Regions from separate parts of the Homo sapiens genome. Here region 1 is linked to region 2. The links are chromatin loops, found by intact Hi-C in ENCODE. Cell type or tissue: MCF 10A. All regions are shown on one strand.

The links. A loop is a pair of places that touch in the nucleus more often than their neighbours do. Peaks named below come from ENCODE experiments on the same cell type or tissue, not always from the same donor. Only the 100,000 strongest peaks of a DNase experiment are listed, where the experiment ranks them.
Region 1: a loop joins it to region 2, with 9 times the contacts of the local background. A loop is called at or near these places in 1 of 110 quality-filtered maps.

Annotation. Positions count from the first base shown.
Region 1 is chr2:29,455,563-29,463,562 of GRCh38, reverse strand. The region is part of intron 4 of ALK (ALK receptor tyrosine kinase); the gene reads left to right. Among named protein-coding and RNA genes, the nearest start is that of CLIP4, 340 kb to the right of the region's middle. In MCF 10A, no CTCF peak of the experiment used is centred here; DNase peaks (open chromatin) are centred at 1,072 and 3,522.
Region 2 is chr2:29,065,160-29,073,159 of GRCh38, reverse strand. It overlaps PCARE (photoreceptor cilium actin regulator), which reads left to right. Exons shown (of 2, transcript NM_001029883.3): 1 at 1-2,566. Among named protein-coding and RNA genes, the nearest start is that of PCARE, 5.4 kb to the left of the region's middle. RefSeq lists enhancers at 5,547-6,047, 7,349-8,000. In MCF 10A, no CTCF peak of the experiment used is centred here; DNase peaks (open chromatin) are centred at 4,449, 5,949 and 6,669.

The sequences.
Region 1 (8,000 bases), 390 kb before region 2:
CCCTTCTCTCAAGTCTTGTGCTGTCTGTTGTTCAGTGGCTGAAACCCACCATTTTTTCTAGATTTCCAGCTTTCTATTTCTTTGTAACATGAGAGCAATCCCTGTAGCAGTTAATCCTCATGAGCCAAAGTAGAAGTTTTTGAGGAGCTCTGAATAAACCAAAGAACAGACTTTCATATTAAAACATATTTTCAGTATGAAACATACCATATCTACTGTGAACAGCAGTCATCATTTTCTGTGGTATTTCAAGTGAATGGAATGTCTGGAATCCTTCTTCTTGCTGCAACAGTCAATCCAAAACAAGGGAGCACGTAAGCACTAATTTCCTTGGGTATTTCACATGTTAAGAGAAGTGGGCATCTAAACCATCCTGTAAAAATCCATCTAAGGTCTAAAAGAAGGAAATAAAATTATCCTTCATTACATGTTTTTGGTTTATTATTGTTAGCATGTTAGTCTTAGGTCGGATTTATGGTGTAGGTTTTTACGATTATATGTTATAAGACTACTTTGATTATACAATCAGCCCAAATGTGCTGTAATATGTTCTATATATTTATTCCCATTTTATAGGATTTGGATCATCATTTTATTATTTCAGATGATGTTACATTTTGCTCTTGTGCCTTGTTATTGGCTATATTTATAATTAATTGGATCCTAAGTCTTTGGTTAACAGCATAACCCTTTTTATGACATAATTCCTATGGGGAAAATAGGAATCATTTTATAATGATTTGCTTTATAACACTGTTTTCAAGGACACATTGTAGCAAAAAGGAGCCATTGCTTTAAAAGGACTCTAGTTTAACTCTTGCATTTCTTCTCAGTATGGTACAGGCATACCTCATTAAGATATTCCAGACCACCACGATAAAGCAAGTATCTCAGTAAAGCAAGTAACACAAATTGTTTGGTTTTTCCAGTGCATATGAGTTTTGTTTACTAAGTGTGCAATAGCATTATGTCTAAAAAATGTACATACCTTAATATGAAAATGTTTTATTGCTAAAATATGCTAACAATCATTTGAGCCTTCGGTGAGTCAGAATCTCTTAGCTCGTGGCAGGTCTGACCTCAATGTTGGTGGCTGTTGACTAATCAGGGTAGTGGATGCTGAAGGGTGGGATGGCTGTGGCAATTTTAAAAATGACAGCAATGAAGTTCGCTGCATCAACTAACTCTTCCTTTTATGAAAGAGTTTTCTGTAGCATGTGTTGTTGTTTGATAGCGTTTTACCCACAGTAGAACTTCTTTCAAATTTAGAGTTAATCCTCTCAAACCCTGCTACTGCTTTATCAGCTAAGTTTATGAAATATTTTAAATCCTTTTTGTCATTTCAACAATGTTAACAATATCTTCACCAAGAATAGATTCGATTTCAAGATACTACTTTCTTTGTTCTTCCACAAAAAGCAACTCCTCTTCCATTCAAATTTTATCATGAGATTGCAGCAATTCAGACACATCTTTGGAGTCTCCTTCTAATTCTACTTCTCTGGCTGTTTCTACCACACCTGCAGTTGCTTTCTCCAATGAAGTCTTAAACCCCTCAAAGTCATCCGTGAGGGATGGAATCAACTTCTTCTAAACTCTTGTCCATGTTGATATTTCGACCTCTGCTACAAATCAAAAATATTCTTAATGACACCTAGAATGGTCCTTTTTTTTTTCCAGAAGAGTTTCCATTTGCTTTGCCCAGATCCATCAGAGGAATCACTATCTATGGCACTTACAGCCTAACGAATGCATTTATTAAATAATAAGACTGAAAGTTGAAATTACTTCGTGATCAATGGGCTGCAAAATGGATGTTGTGTTAGCAGGAATGAATACAATATTGACTTCCTTATACAGCTCCATCAGAGCCCTTGTGTAACCAGGTACATTGTCAACAAGCATATTTTTAAAGGAATCTTTTTCTCTGAGCAATAGGTCTGAACAGTGGACTTAAAATATTTAGTAAACCATGTATTGTGATCCAGACTTCGTTGTTACATTTATAGGGCACAGGCAGAGTAGATTTAGCATAATTCTTAAGGGCCCCACAATTTTCAGAATGGTAAATGAATATTGTTTGTAACTTACAAGTCACCAGCTGCATTTGCCCTTAACAAAAGAGTCAGACTGTCCTTTTAAGTTTTGAAGCCAGGTATTGACTTCTCTAGCTATGAAAGTCCTAGATGGCATCTTTCAATAGAAGGAAGTTTTAATCTATATTGAAAATCTGTTGTGTAGTGTAGCCACTTTCATCAGTGATCTTACCTAGATCTCTAGATAACTTGCTGCAGCTTCTCCATCAGCACTTGCTGCTTCACTTTGTACTTTTATGTTATGGACATGGCTTGTTGCCTTAAACCTCATAAACCAACCTCTGCTAGCTTCAAACTTTTCTTCTGCAGCTTCCTCGCCTCTCTCAGCCTTCCTGGAACTGAAGAGAGTTAGAGCCTTGTTCTTGGTTAGGCTTTGGCTGAAGAGAATATTTTGGCTGATTTGATCTCCTATTCAGAACACCGAAACTTTTCTGCACAGCAGCAATAAGTCTGTTTCACTTTTCTTATCATTTGTGTGCTCCCTTGAGTAACACTTTTTATTAAAAGTCCTCCAAGAACTTTTCCTTTGCATTCACAACTTGGCTATTTGGTGCAAGAGGCCTAGCTTTTGGTCTGTCTCAGCTTTCAACATGCCTTCCTTACCAAGCTTAATCATTTCCAACTTTTGATTTAAAGTTAAAGACATATGACGCTTCCTTTCACTTGAACACTTAGAGGCCATTGTAGGGCTAGTAATTGGCCTCATTTAAATATGATGTGTCTCAAGGAATAGAAAGGCCTGAAGATAGGGAGAAAAATGGAGAATGGCATGTCGGTGGAGCAGTCAGACAACATTTATTGATTAAATTCACTGTTTTATTTTGGCGTGGTTTTTGGCATCCCAAACCAATTACAATACTAACATCAAAGATCACTGATCCCAGATCACTGGAACAGATATAATAATAATGAAAAAATTTGAAATATTGTAAGAAGTATCAAAATGTGACACAGAGACAAGTGAGCACACACTGCTGGAAAATATGGTGCCAATAGACTTACTCTATGCAGGGCTGCCACAAATCTTCAGTTTGTAAAAAATGTAATGTCTGTGAAGTGCAATAAAACAAGGCGTGCCTGCATGTGTATATGACTTATGTCCTCCGCTGGGTAACAAATGTGCTTAGAACAATGATCAAGTATTGCATTCTTTGTATCTACAATGCCTTACATTTAAGAAGAAAGCAGCATGGCATAATGCTATTGTATTTCAAACGATTTTTTCATGCATCAAAACTCTTTCTTTAAATTGTATTTTACATGGAAGCCCAATTTAGAAAATATATTAACAAGAATTCTTCTGGCTGAAGTGAGATCAGGAGCTCAGCCCCCACATCTTGCTGTGTTCGTTCCACTCCTACTGCAAGGTAGTCACTAAAACCTCTTCACTGTGGAGCAAGGCTCCAGGGTGGATGGGTCAAGATTTGCAATGAGTCAAGCTGAGTTCCAGCTGAGGATCCACTGTGTACTTGCTTAGAGATTTGGAGTGAGTCACATAACCTTTCTGAGGCTGCTTTTTACAAAACATGGATTTTAATCATTATAATACTTCTATATCAGTCAGGAATGCTTTTAGCTGAAAGTAACATAAAATTCAGTTTATGGTGATCTAAACAGAGATTCGCTTTTCTTACTTAAAAATAAGTTCAGAGGTATGCAGTTACTAAATGTTTTTTAGACATTCAGTGATATTGTTGGGGACCTCAGCTGTTTTTATCTTTCTGTCCCATCATACTTAGCATTTTGGCTTTTATTTGTATGCTTGTTACTTCAGTGTCACAAGATGGCTATTCATTTATAAGTTCCAGGAAGAAAGAAGAAGCAAAGTCCTCTACCTCTGGAAGTTGTTTGTTTTTAATTCAGGAAGAAAAATTCTCCCTCAGCACACTTAAAAAAAAAAAATCATTAGCTAGAACATGCCCATCCTTAGCCAATCAGTTGCCAAAAATAACGAGTTTGCAACAATCAAAGATTTCCGCCTGAGGATTAGATAGGGACTTATGTTCCCAAGTTTTAAGGAATCTCCAGCCCAACCTCTGAAAACATCAGCGTCCTGCTGACAGAAGAGAGGGAGCAGCAGAGGAGTGTCCATTGGTGTCCGCCATGTCTGTCCCTATTCCTGCCTGAAGTTTAGATGGCTGCCATGTGCTTCAAATGTGGATGTTGGAGAAAGTGACTTTCAACCTATAAAAGCACCAATGAAATGAGATCATTCATTATGTTAACCTCTCGGTAAATTAAGGAGTGAACAAAGGGGAAAATTTCAATGGAGAATAAGAATGACCTTGAATGTCCTAAGTCAGCAGTTATCAAAGTCTGCAAGTTTCAGTGTGCTGCAAGAAGCTGTTTGTTTTTAAGGCATATGTTAGATGGCATCAGAAGGATTGTTAATTTAAAATATAAATTCAGTCCTACTGAAGGTGGACCTCTAGGTGAGTCCCAGGAACTTATATTTTGAAACATTTCCCAAGTGACCTATAAGCCTATTAAAATGGAAAAGTGTGGTCCTGTATGACTGGGAACCACTCAGTGAGGCAAAAGCAGGTGTTCTTGGGTAGATGTGCACCTACAATGGGCATTTGGGAGTATCAGAAAGGGGAACACCAAACAAAAGGGCAGGTTGCTGACTGGTAGCTGTACCTTCTGTTTAGCACAGCCCCTCCACAGTGTAAGCACTCAATCATGGCAGCAACTTTTATTCTTACTGACAATTTTCTCCAGCACCAGGAGAATTCAATCTTAATGGAGGCTTCAGCTATGGTTCAGTTGTTCAGTCACTGTCTGTGAAATGAAGCCACTATCACCCAGGTCTGCTTGTGATAGACATCATTGAAACTCCTAATTTGATCCACAGGGAACAATAGGAAATTCCCAATGCATTCTGTAGGTCAATAAGAAATGTTAAGCCTCAAGATTGTGTTGAAGGCATTTGCAAGATTGATGCAGTATCTATAAAGGGCATGGAGTCCCTCAAATGAAAGACAGCCCAATCAAGGTGTAATGATTAGCGACATCTCCTTAGCCCAGAGCATTGGAAAGTGCAGATGATAAATTACTATAAACGCTTAATGGAATGCTTCAAAGTTCTATGTAATATTACAACATAGCGTCTCTGAAGCTAAGTCCCCGGGTGTGACTGAGCAGATGTTTTCCTGGTTGATTTTGAAGCAAATTAATCAAGTTATGGATGATTATTCCAGGCTGTGTGTCCCAAGTTACATAACTGTACCTGAAATGATTGTCAAATGTAAACAAATGTATACCCAAGCATATACGTTTAAGTTTACATAGCTATGTGTGTGTACATGTATGTGTGCATGTATGTATATGTATACACATTGTAAAACACTGTGGGAGTCACATGTTAAACACGATTATAGGTTTAAAAAGTAGATTACATGTCTCCATTTGTCATTCTTAGAGTCTTTTTTTCCTATAAGCTAAGCACACCGGTAAGCTTTCACAAAGGCTATTGGTGAGAGTAGCATCTGAGACCTTCCTGACTTCCTAAAGTATTGATGATAGTACTTTCAAGATGCTGAAAGACTGTGGCTGGACAGGAGAAAAGTATGTGTGAAGGATTTTTTTGTTTTAGTACCTTGTACAAGGCACCTAACCTCTCTAAACATCAGTTTCCTCATCCATGAGAAGGAAATCATAATACCGACATCAAAGGATTATTGTGGGAAGTGAATGAAATAATGTATGTAAAACACCCAGTACAGTCTGACAAATAGTAGACTCTTGATAAACCACTGTTATTGGTTTTATTTATCTCTATATGTAGATGTGACAGGTTTGAAAACGTGATCTGAACCCAAGCTCCCTGATTCATAGTGTTGTTTGAAGGCACCATCTGAGAAGGAGCAATGTAAGAAGACAAAGAGTCACGCCCAGACCTAGACAAGTGTACAATAGGGTTCAGGGCCTCACCTGGGCTCCTGCAGGAAGAGTTCCCCTGAGACCTGCAGATGGAAACCTGTCCATACACAGAGGCCATAGATGCACTGCAAATGATCTGGAAGAAGCCTTAGAGAAGTACTGTTTGGAATTATCCCCTGAAAGCCCATTTCCCAGCAGCAGCTGAAGCCCTCCCTACTCCTAACCGAGGCTCATCCCTTCCGGTTTACTTCTTCACCTTATTTCTGAAGTTCACCTGAGCATAGATGGGCAGATGCAGTGACTCACCACCCAGAAACACCATTCAGCCAGGTGGGTAAGATTCCAGCTCCTACATTTCAATCGAGCCAATGCTGAAGTGTTAGCTGGCCTAGTGGACTAAGTAGGTAAGGAAGGATACTCCCTTCACTTTTCAGACCCAGAGAGGTACATCTCCCCTTCTGTTTTAAACTCAAGAGAAAGTTACCACGGTGCCTTTCTGCTTTCAGTGTGCTGCAAGAAGCTGTTTGTTTTTAAGGCATACAATGGAGAAAGCAGGGTCTCCAGACTGGCTTGTGATTACTTTCTTTCTTCTTTGAGTGTGGTCATCTTGCAGTAGAAATGTCGTTCTATTTTGTCTTTATGTGCGTGGCCACTTTTCAGTTATTCTCCCCTAACTGAGAAGGCAAGGGCACACTCTGTATAAATTGTATATTCTCTGTAAAGAAAGAAACCAGTACACGTTGAGCAACTATTAGGAGATGGAGCATTATTCTAGATATTTCACATGTGACATCTAATTTAATCCTCAAAAATAACCCCACAATCTAGGTGGTAATATTCCCATTTTTTATTATGGTAAAATACATATAACATAAAATTTACCATTTAACCATTTTAAGGGTACAGTTCAGGGACATTAAGTATATTCATATTATTGTGCAATCATTACTGCCATCCAACTCCAGAATGTTTTTCATCTTGAAAACTGTAATTCTGTACCAGTTGAGCAATAAGTCCTCATTCTCCCTCTAGCCCCTGGCAACCAGCATTCTACTTTCTATCTCTATGAATTTGACTACTCTACATACCTCATGTAAGTGGTATCATACAATATTTGTCTTTTTGTGACTGGCTTATTTCACTTCTCATGTCTTAAAGGTTTATCCATCTCGGAGTGTGTGTCAAATTTTTTTTCCTCTTTAAGGCTGAATAATATTACATTGTGTGTGTGCGTGCCACATTTTGTGTAATCATTCATCTGTCAATGGACACAGGTTGTTTCTACTTTTTGGCTACTTTGGCTGCCATGAACGTGGGTGTACAAATATCTATTTGACTCCCTGCTTTCAATTCTCTCCAGTATATGCCCAGGAGTAGAATTGCTGGAGCATACGACAATTCTATGTTTAACTTTTTGAGGAACCACCAAACTGTTTTCCACAGCCCCTGCACCATTTTACATTCCCAGCAGCAATGCACGAGGGTTCCAATTTCTCCTCCACCTTACCCACTCACTACTCTCATTATTTTCTGGACATTGTTGTTGTTGTTTATTGATAATAGGCATCCTAATGGATATAAAGTGGTATTCCCACCAGGCTCAGTTTTAATCTAGAGCTCTTTGGCCTCAAACTTATGGCTGTGTTCCTTGCACCCCCACAATGCTAGGAGTGCAGGGACCTCGGGAAAACCACAGAGTAGAGAGTCTGTGTAAGAGAAGAGCCTGGTTGTGTCAGTTCTCTTTTTCAAGAGCCACCCAAAGATGGAAAGGCAGTCTCTGCAACATAATTGCCCAGTCAAGGGCACAGCCCAGAACTTCAGTCTGTGCAGTTATAAATAGAAGCTTTTGAATTCCCATTTCTCTTACTTCTCTTAGTCAGTCAAGTGGTTTTTGACCTTTTCTTTCTTGCATCCGGAGGAAGGTTCCCCCTGGGGATATTGTGCTTGTTCCCTTCTGCAGCCAATTAGATCATTTTGATTGTGGAGCTAACAAAACAGTCCTTATTTGAAAACTGACAGTGA
Region 2 (8,000 bases):
AAACCAGCTGGGACCTTGCACCAGAGCCCGAAGAATGGAAGTCGGTGACTTCACCCCACACAGAGGCCAGGCAGTCAGGACACACCTGGCAGCAAAGTCCATTCTGTTTGGGCTCAGGCAGACCCCAGGACTGCCTGCTCTCAGGGGCTCCTATGGCAAAGGTTCAGCCACGAGCACAGGACGAAGCAAGGAGCCCATGCCTCTCCAGTACAAGCCCAGAAAATATCACCTCCCCACCTTTGAAGCTGGGGACAAGCACCCCATGTGATTCCTTTGGGATTGGGGTCTCTGTGGAACCACACCTTTCCAAAACCTCCAGGCCGATGGACGCTTCATCTCTTAGTGACAGCGAGGACAGCAGCCCAGAGGAGGAGGAGGAAGACAAAATGAGCAGCATGAGTCTGTGTGCCTGGCAGGAAAAAACTCCACATTCAAGGCCACAATCTTCACCTGCTGACCGGGAAAGCCCATTTCAGGCCCGCACCAGGAGGCTTAGGAGCCTCCAGGCCCAGGAAATGATTCTGAAGATGAAGGAGTCAATCAGCGAAAGGATCAAGTTTGTCCCTGTGCCCTGTGGGCACCAGGACTGGTCTGAGGAGGAGGAGGGGAGGACAGTGGTCCCCCCAAGACCTAGCACGGTAAGTGGCAGCAGGAGGGCCCCTGAGAGGCAGACGAGGTCCCAGTCAGAGTCGTGTCTCCAGAGTCACGTGGAGGACCCCACCTTTCAGGAGCTGCGAAGGGTCCAGAGGGACCTCAGTCAGAAGCTGGAGGCATTTTATGCCCTGGGTGCCAAAGGGCAGGGGCAGAGCCAGGAGCAAATTCTGCAGCCCAGAGCAGCCGCCGTGTGGCCCAATGGCACCTGCAGGGTCAGTCCAAGCAACACCACCAGCAGGCTCAAGGCATCCCTCACCAAGAACTTCAGTATTTTGCCTAGTCAGGACAAGAGCATCTTGCAGAAATGCAATCCCCATCCTGAGGACGAACAAGGCAAAGCTGGGAAGCTTCCAAATGCCATCCCATCAGGAGAGGTCAGTGAGGCTGCCAAGGCCACAGACTGGAATGTCAGAGGCTGTCCCACCAGAACATCCGTCAAGAAGCTTATTGAAACTTTCAGTCCCACGGAGAGTCTGAGGATGCTGGGGGACTCTAAGGACGCTGGGGCAAGTCCCTGCCTCAGGAATTGCATCATGCCCCCCAGATTTCCCAAGTACACAGGGCTTGCCCCTTTGTATCCGAAGCCCCAAATTTCTCCAGCATCAGGCAGAGAATCTCTCAAAATGGGCATAGGCTGGAAGCCCTTAGCACCTATCTTTCCCCCTCTGCCTAAAGCAGAAGCAGCCAAGAGTGAGGAGCTCAGCTGTGAAATGGAGGGGAACCTCGAGCACCTCCCTCCACCGCCTATGGAAGTTCTGATGGACAAATCATTCGCTTCTCTGGAGTCCCCAGAAAGCAGCAAGTCCACAGAGAACTCCCCCAAGGAAACCCAGGAGCCAGGGCCGGGAGAGGCTGGCCCCACCAGGAGAACATGGGCTTCCCCAAAGCTGAGGGCCTCTGTGAGCCCCCTGGACTTGCTGCCCAGCAAGAGCACCGCCAGCCTGACCAAGCCTCACAGCACAGGGCCAGGGAGTGGCAGGAGCAGCTGCCAGCCCAGGAAGCCAGCCCTGGACCTGAGCAGCCCACCAGCCACCAGCCAAAGCCCCGAGGTGAAGGGTGGGACTTGGAGTCAGGCAGAGAAGGCCACCAGCCTCTACAGGCAGCCCCGGAAGGCCATCGCCTGGCACCACTCCGGCCCTCCATCTGGACAAAACAGGACCTCAGAGTCCAGCCTGGCCAGACCAAGGCAGAGCCGAGAGAGAAGCCCCCCTGTGGGCAGAAAGGCCTCTCCCACGAGGACACACTGGGTGCCTCAAGCAGACAAGAGGCGCCGGAGCCTTCCCTCCTCTTACAGACCTGCCCAGCCAAGCCCCTCTGCTGTGCAGACGCCCCCCAGCCCACCTGTGAGCCCCAGGGTGCTAAGCCCACCCACCACAAAGCGGCGAACTTCCCCACCGCACCAGCCCAAGTTGCCCAACCCTCCCCCCGAGAGTGCACCTGCTCAGTGCAAGGTCCCCAGCCCCCCAACCCAGCACCCAGAAGCAAGCCCCCCTTTCTCGATTCCCTCCCCATCACCCCCAATGTCCCCTTCTCAGGAGCACAAGGAAACAAGAGACTCTGAAGACAGCCAAGCAGTCATAGCCAAAGTGTCTGGGAACACACATTCCATATTCTGCCCAGCTACCTCCTCTCTGTTTGAAGCTAAACCGCCACTCTCAACAGCCCACCCACTGACCCCACCATCGCTGCCGCCAGAGGCTGGGGGCCCTCTCGGGAACCCAGCAGAATGCTGGAAGAACAGCTCAGGGCCTTGGCTGAGAGCAGACTCGCAGCGGAGAGCAGCTCTGTGTGCCCTCAACCCTCTGCCTTTCCTCAGGAGGACAGCTTCTGACCGCCAGCCAGGTGGCCGACCGCAGCCTCCCACCTTGGACCCCACCAGCACCTCTTATGAATCCCAGCTCGGCCAGAACAGGTAAGGAGTGTCCTGGGGTCACTGCCCTTCAGCGGCTTGGACTAGAGAGGAACAGAGCGAATGGGCCAAAAGATCTTCTGGGTCTCAGTAGTTTTCAAACTGTGCTCCAAGAGAAGAGGCAGTTGGGAAAAAGGTGTAGGGGGCAGTTCCAGCTCCCCCACTCTCCAACCTTGAGTTACTGTGCTCTTATCTGTTACACATTCCAGCTGCCTAGGAAATATTTTAATTGAAAAGAGGCCCTGCTGTATTAAAAAAAATCAAGTTCAAATGAGAACACATGGACACAGGAAGGGCACACACCGGGGCCTGTTGGAGGGTAGGGAACAAGGGGAGGGAGAGCCTTAGGACAAATACCTAATGCATGCGGGGCTTAAAACCTGGATGATGGGTTGATAGGTGCAGGAAACCACCATGAAACAAATATATCTATGTAACAAACCTGCACGTTCTGCACATGTATCCCAGAACTTAAAAATATATATATATATCTCAAAAAAATAAAATAGTAAAGTTCAAAACACTCAAGTTAGTTCAACCCCACACACCCCATGTTTTACAGCTGGGGAAACTGAGATGAAAAGGCTTGCCCCTGTGGCTGGCTCACTGGTGCCGTGTCTCAAACCAGCAGCCTGGCTCCCCATGTTTCTGGTTCCCCGCAGGAGACCAGCATCTAGTTGGGAGGTTCTCAAGCTATTTGGTCCCAGGATGGCTTTAAACCCTTTAAAGTTATTAAGAGCCCAAAAGAGCCTTTGCGTGTGGAGGCTATATCTATCAATGTTTACTGTATTGGAAGTTAAAACTGAGAAATATGTAAAATATTTATTATTTTTTTAAAAAATACGTTAACACAAATAATATACTCTTATAAAAAGTGTGTATTTTCTTGTGTCCACTTTTTTTAAAGCTTTTATTTTAGGTTCATGGGTACATGTGCAGGTTTGTGATGTAGGTAAACTTGTGTCACAAGGGGTTTATTGTACAGATAGTTTCATCACCCAGGTACTAATAATACACAATAGTTATTTTTTCTGCTCTCTCCCTCCTCCCACCTTCCACCCTCAAGGAGGCCCCAGTGTCTACTGTTCCCCTCTTTGTGCCCATGAGTTCTCATCATTTAGCTCCCACTTATAAGTAAGAACATGCAGTATTTGGTTAGTTTGCTAAGGATAATTAATGGCCTCTAGCTCCATCCATGTGCCTGCAAAAGACATGATCTTGTTCTTTATTATGGCTGCATAGCACTCCATGGTATATATATGCATTACATTTTCTTTATCCAATCTGTCATTGATGGGCATTTGGGTTGACTCCATATCTTTGCTATTGTGAATAGTGCTGCAATGAACATTTGCATGCATGTGTCTTTATGAAAAGAGTATCTTCTACAACAACAAAAAATTTAGGGAGAAGAGTAGCACTGTCTTACATTTTTTCAAACCTTTTTAGCATCTGGCTTAATATAAGATGACCGGATTCTCAGCTCTGCTTCCATTGTCAACCTGTTGGGATCTCACACCTCATGTAGACGCGGGGCTCTCCACCCTGCATTCACAAAAGAATGAGTGAGAAAGAGAAGTGACATCTTAGTATTATGATGAAAATAGTTTTGACATCGTGGGCCCCCTATAAGTGTCTCAGGAATAACCAGGGGCCCCCAGACTACACTTTGAGAATGGCTAGTCCTGGAGGCATAGAATATAAATGTGTGGCTTCCCATATCCCCAAGGACCTAGCTCCACTTCTCCTCTAACTTCAAAAGTTTGTAGAGTGAGAACAAGAGTCTTCATGAGTGCTGAGCACCAGAATCCAGGGGTGGGGCTGCTACCTCTCCCCCGGGCAGGCTGAGTTCCAAGTGTGCCTTTCTCATCAGGGCAATGGACGTGCATGTCATTGGTCCAGCCGTGCAGACAGGCCCAGGCATGCAGCCGCAATGGGGCGTGAGTCAAAGTGTAGCCATTACTGGACACTGAAAGAAGAACTCGTATGCTCAAGTGGTTATTTTACAGAATACACGGGGAAATGTGCCTTTTCCCAACCTGGCATAGAAACAAAAAAAAAATGTCTGAGGTCTATTAGAGAAGAACTCTTATTAATGTGTCTATCAAGATCAGACAAAGCTCAACTAACATCGGTCCTTGCTATCTTTGCATAGCCCACGATTGTGTAAATCAGCAGTTAATTTCTGCCAGAGTGATACGTTTTGCAGACTTCACAATCTGTCCAGGCACAAATGGTAATTTTTTACAAAGTACTCGGCAGTCAATGTAAAATAAAGATATTATCTTGGGAAAGTTGTGCATTATTACAGTTAGATAAACTTCCCCAGCCACTTGAAAGAAATGAAATATTGATTATTTTTGCAAGAATCTTAATGTAACATTGCTCTTTTCTTAAATCTAAAATGAGCTTCCTACAGTACAGTGGTTTTCATCTGAGAATCTCTATAAATGTTAATGCATTATTCCTCACTCCCGCCACTTATTCAGTTATTAGATTTCTAGAACTGTGCCCTTCAGCAGAAGAGCTTGAGAGAACAGGGACAATAAAATGGCATTAATTAAAAACACTAACATTTTAAAACAGCAGGAGCAATAATAAAGTAACATAAAATTGTTCAAGAAGAAAATGATGCCCTTCTCTCAGCCTTCTCCTCAGAATAGGGCAGCCTAAAAGGTTGTTTTGTGTCCTGAATCTCAATACTTGGGGCAGGGGCGGCAGGGAGGTAACAGTGGCTTGAAAGAGAGAGGACGGTCAGGTGCAGTGGCTCACGCCAGTAATCCCAGCACTTTGGGAGGCTGAGGTGGGTGAATCACCTGAGGTCAGGAGTTTCAGACCAGCCTGGCCACCATGGTAAAACCCCGTCTCTACTAAAAATACAAAAATTAGCAGGGTATGGTGGCACGCACCTGTAGTCCCAGCTACTCGGGAGGCTGAGGCACAAGAATTGCTTGAACCTGGGAAGTGGCAGTTACAGTGAGCCAAGATCGTGCCATTGCACTCCAGCTTGAGTGACAGAGTGAGACCTCATCTAGAGAAAAATGTAAAAAAAGAGAGAGAGGGGAGGGTTCATAAACAGGACGCTTCCCAAGGTCACGTGGAAGGTTGTATAATGACTCGCAACCATTCCCCCGCCTCTTATGACACCACACAGCTGTAAGCCTTCCCACACTGTGAGCATGTGATGGGAAAGTGCTCATTCCCCAGCACCCCTGCCCCCAGGTATAAAGTTGGCATCTGGGAGCAGAAGTGCACCTGCTGTAAGCATATCAAGCCTTTGCCACCCTGTGAATGGCAAGCATTTTTTTCTGCCATCCTGCATATGGGGAAACACCACCAGGGACTAGGCATGATTTCCCCAAGATCATGCAACAAGCCAGTGCCAGGAAGCCAGAGGCTGCTCAGAACGGGCTGTTTCCCCAAGCACGGACATGCAGGGACACAACCACACCCATGATGTCTTGCAGCTGAGGCAGGCCTGCAAGCTGAACCAGCCTGCCCTTCCAGTCACTCCGTGCAGGCAGAAGCCCCCTTTTTAGAAAAATGGATGATGTTTATATCTCCTGATCTTGGGGACCTGGGGATTGGGAACAGCCCTTGGAGGCTTACCCAGGAAGCTCAATTACTGAGCTTCAACTGTTATTTCTGTGCCAAATCCCCCAGCAGAGCTACCAGCCTCTAGGTCTCAGGATGTTGGGGCACTGTGTGCATTTGAGAAGGCTCCAGACTTTCTCCCCTCAATGTGGTGTTTTCAGTCTTCACCTGGCCTGGACTGCCCAGGCATGCACGCTCTGCCGCCCTTACTCAGTCTCCTGGATCAGATACCCAGTGGGCCCTGGGCCCTGAACTCCTGTAGGGACCTGTGATGGGGCCGGAGGCCAACACAGATGAGATTGGCTCCATGGCACAGTGAGTTGGGTTCCTTCCTGTCTGACAACCATAGCTGTGTGCTGGTCTTAGCGCCCACCCCACTTACCCACGACTCCTACCACCCACCTCGATCTTGTTCAGATCCAAATGCAAACATATTCTCCACTGGTTTGGCATCCCATGTAAGCCTGACCTCACAGAGCTGAGCACATTGTGCAATAAAGCTCACAGATCAGGCAAGAATGTGCTGTCGCGAGCAGAGAGAAGGGCCTTCTTGCCTGTGCATGTGGGGAACTAGGGTCCTGTCCTGGCCCTGAGGCAACTGATTGAGAGCTCTGACCAAGGCCTCATAGTCCCTGTAGTAGGATAGTGTGGTCCCTAGAGTCCTTTCCTAGTGTGACTTCCTGTTCATTCAACAATGCAGCTCCATAGTGTCACTACCCACCTATGGGGCACTTATGCTATTAATACAATAGTATGCCAAGGGTCTTCCATGCTTCACCCAGTATTGATACCTATGAGTGCCTGATGAGCTGGGTACTATTATTACTTCCTTTTTTAATTTTTATTTTTATTTTAAGACAGAGTTTCACTCTTGTTGCCCAGACTGGAGTGCTATGGCGCAATCTCGGCTCACTGCAACCTCTGCCTCCCGGGTTCAAGCGATTCTCCTGTCTCAGCCTCCTGAGTAGCTGGGATTACAGGTGTCCACCACTATGCCCGGCTAATTTTTGCTATTTTTAGTAGAGATGGGGTTTCACCATGTTAGCCAAGCTGGTCTCAAACTCCTGACCCCAGGTGATCCGCCCTCCTAGGACTCTCAAAGTGCTGGGATTACAGGTGTGAGCCAGCACGCCCGGCCTATTACTTCCATTTTATAAGGAAGGAAGCAAAGATTCAGAGGGGTGAACTAATAAGCCAGAGAGTCAGGACTTGAAACCAGGCAGTCAGCCTCTAATTCCCACTCTGGGAAGCCTCAGGCTGTCCTGCCAGCAGACGGCCAGTGTGGTTTCCTGGGCAGGTCCCCTGCTAGCCAAAGCTTGCTCCATGCTCAGGGCCACCCTCCATTCTGCACTCCCAAGGCACTCCCAAATCCCACTCAGGCTCCTGTGGGGGTCCTCTCCCCATGCAAAGCCCCTCTTAGCTGTGTCACTTGGCAGCTGAGAATCTCTGTTCCAGCCAAATGCGGGGCCTGCGCTGGGCCAAGCTGTTTGCATTTTTCTCTATTCGGGAAAAGGGTGGCAGCTGAGCGAAGCCGGTTTTTTCCTTGTTGTTGTTGTTGTCTTTAATTCAACTGGCTAAGCCTAACCCTTATTAAACAAGAAGTGCTTTAAAAACAAAAACAAAATAAAGGCCCAGCTCCCAGAGCTTCTGAGGGAGTTGCTTTGTTCAGAGCAGCAGGATCCAGGGCTTCAGGGGAAAGAACAGGACTCAGCCAGTCACCCCAGCTCCCACAGCGCCCACCCCTGCAGGCACACGGCAATGGCGGCACCAGCCTGGCAAGCCTGGTACAGAGGGCAGAGGCCTGGCACCCAGGGTGAACAGGCTTGTGGGAGAGGGCTGGGGA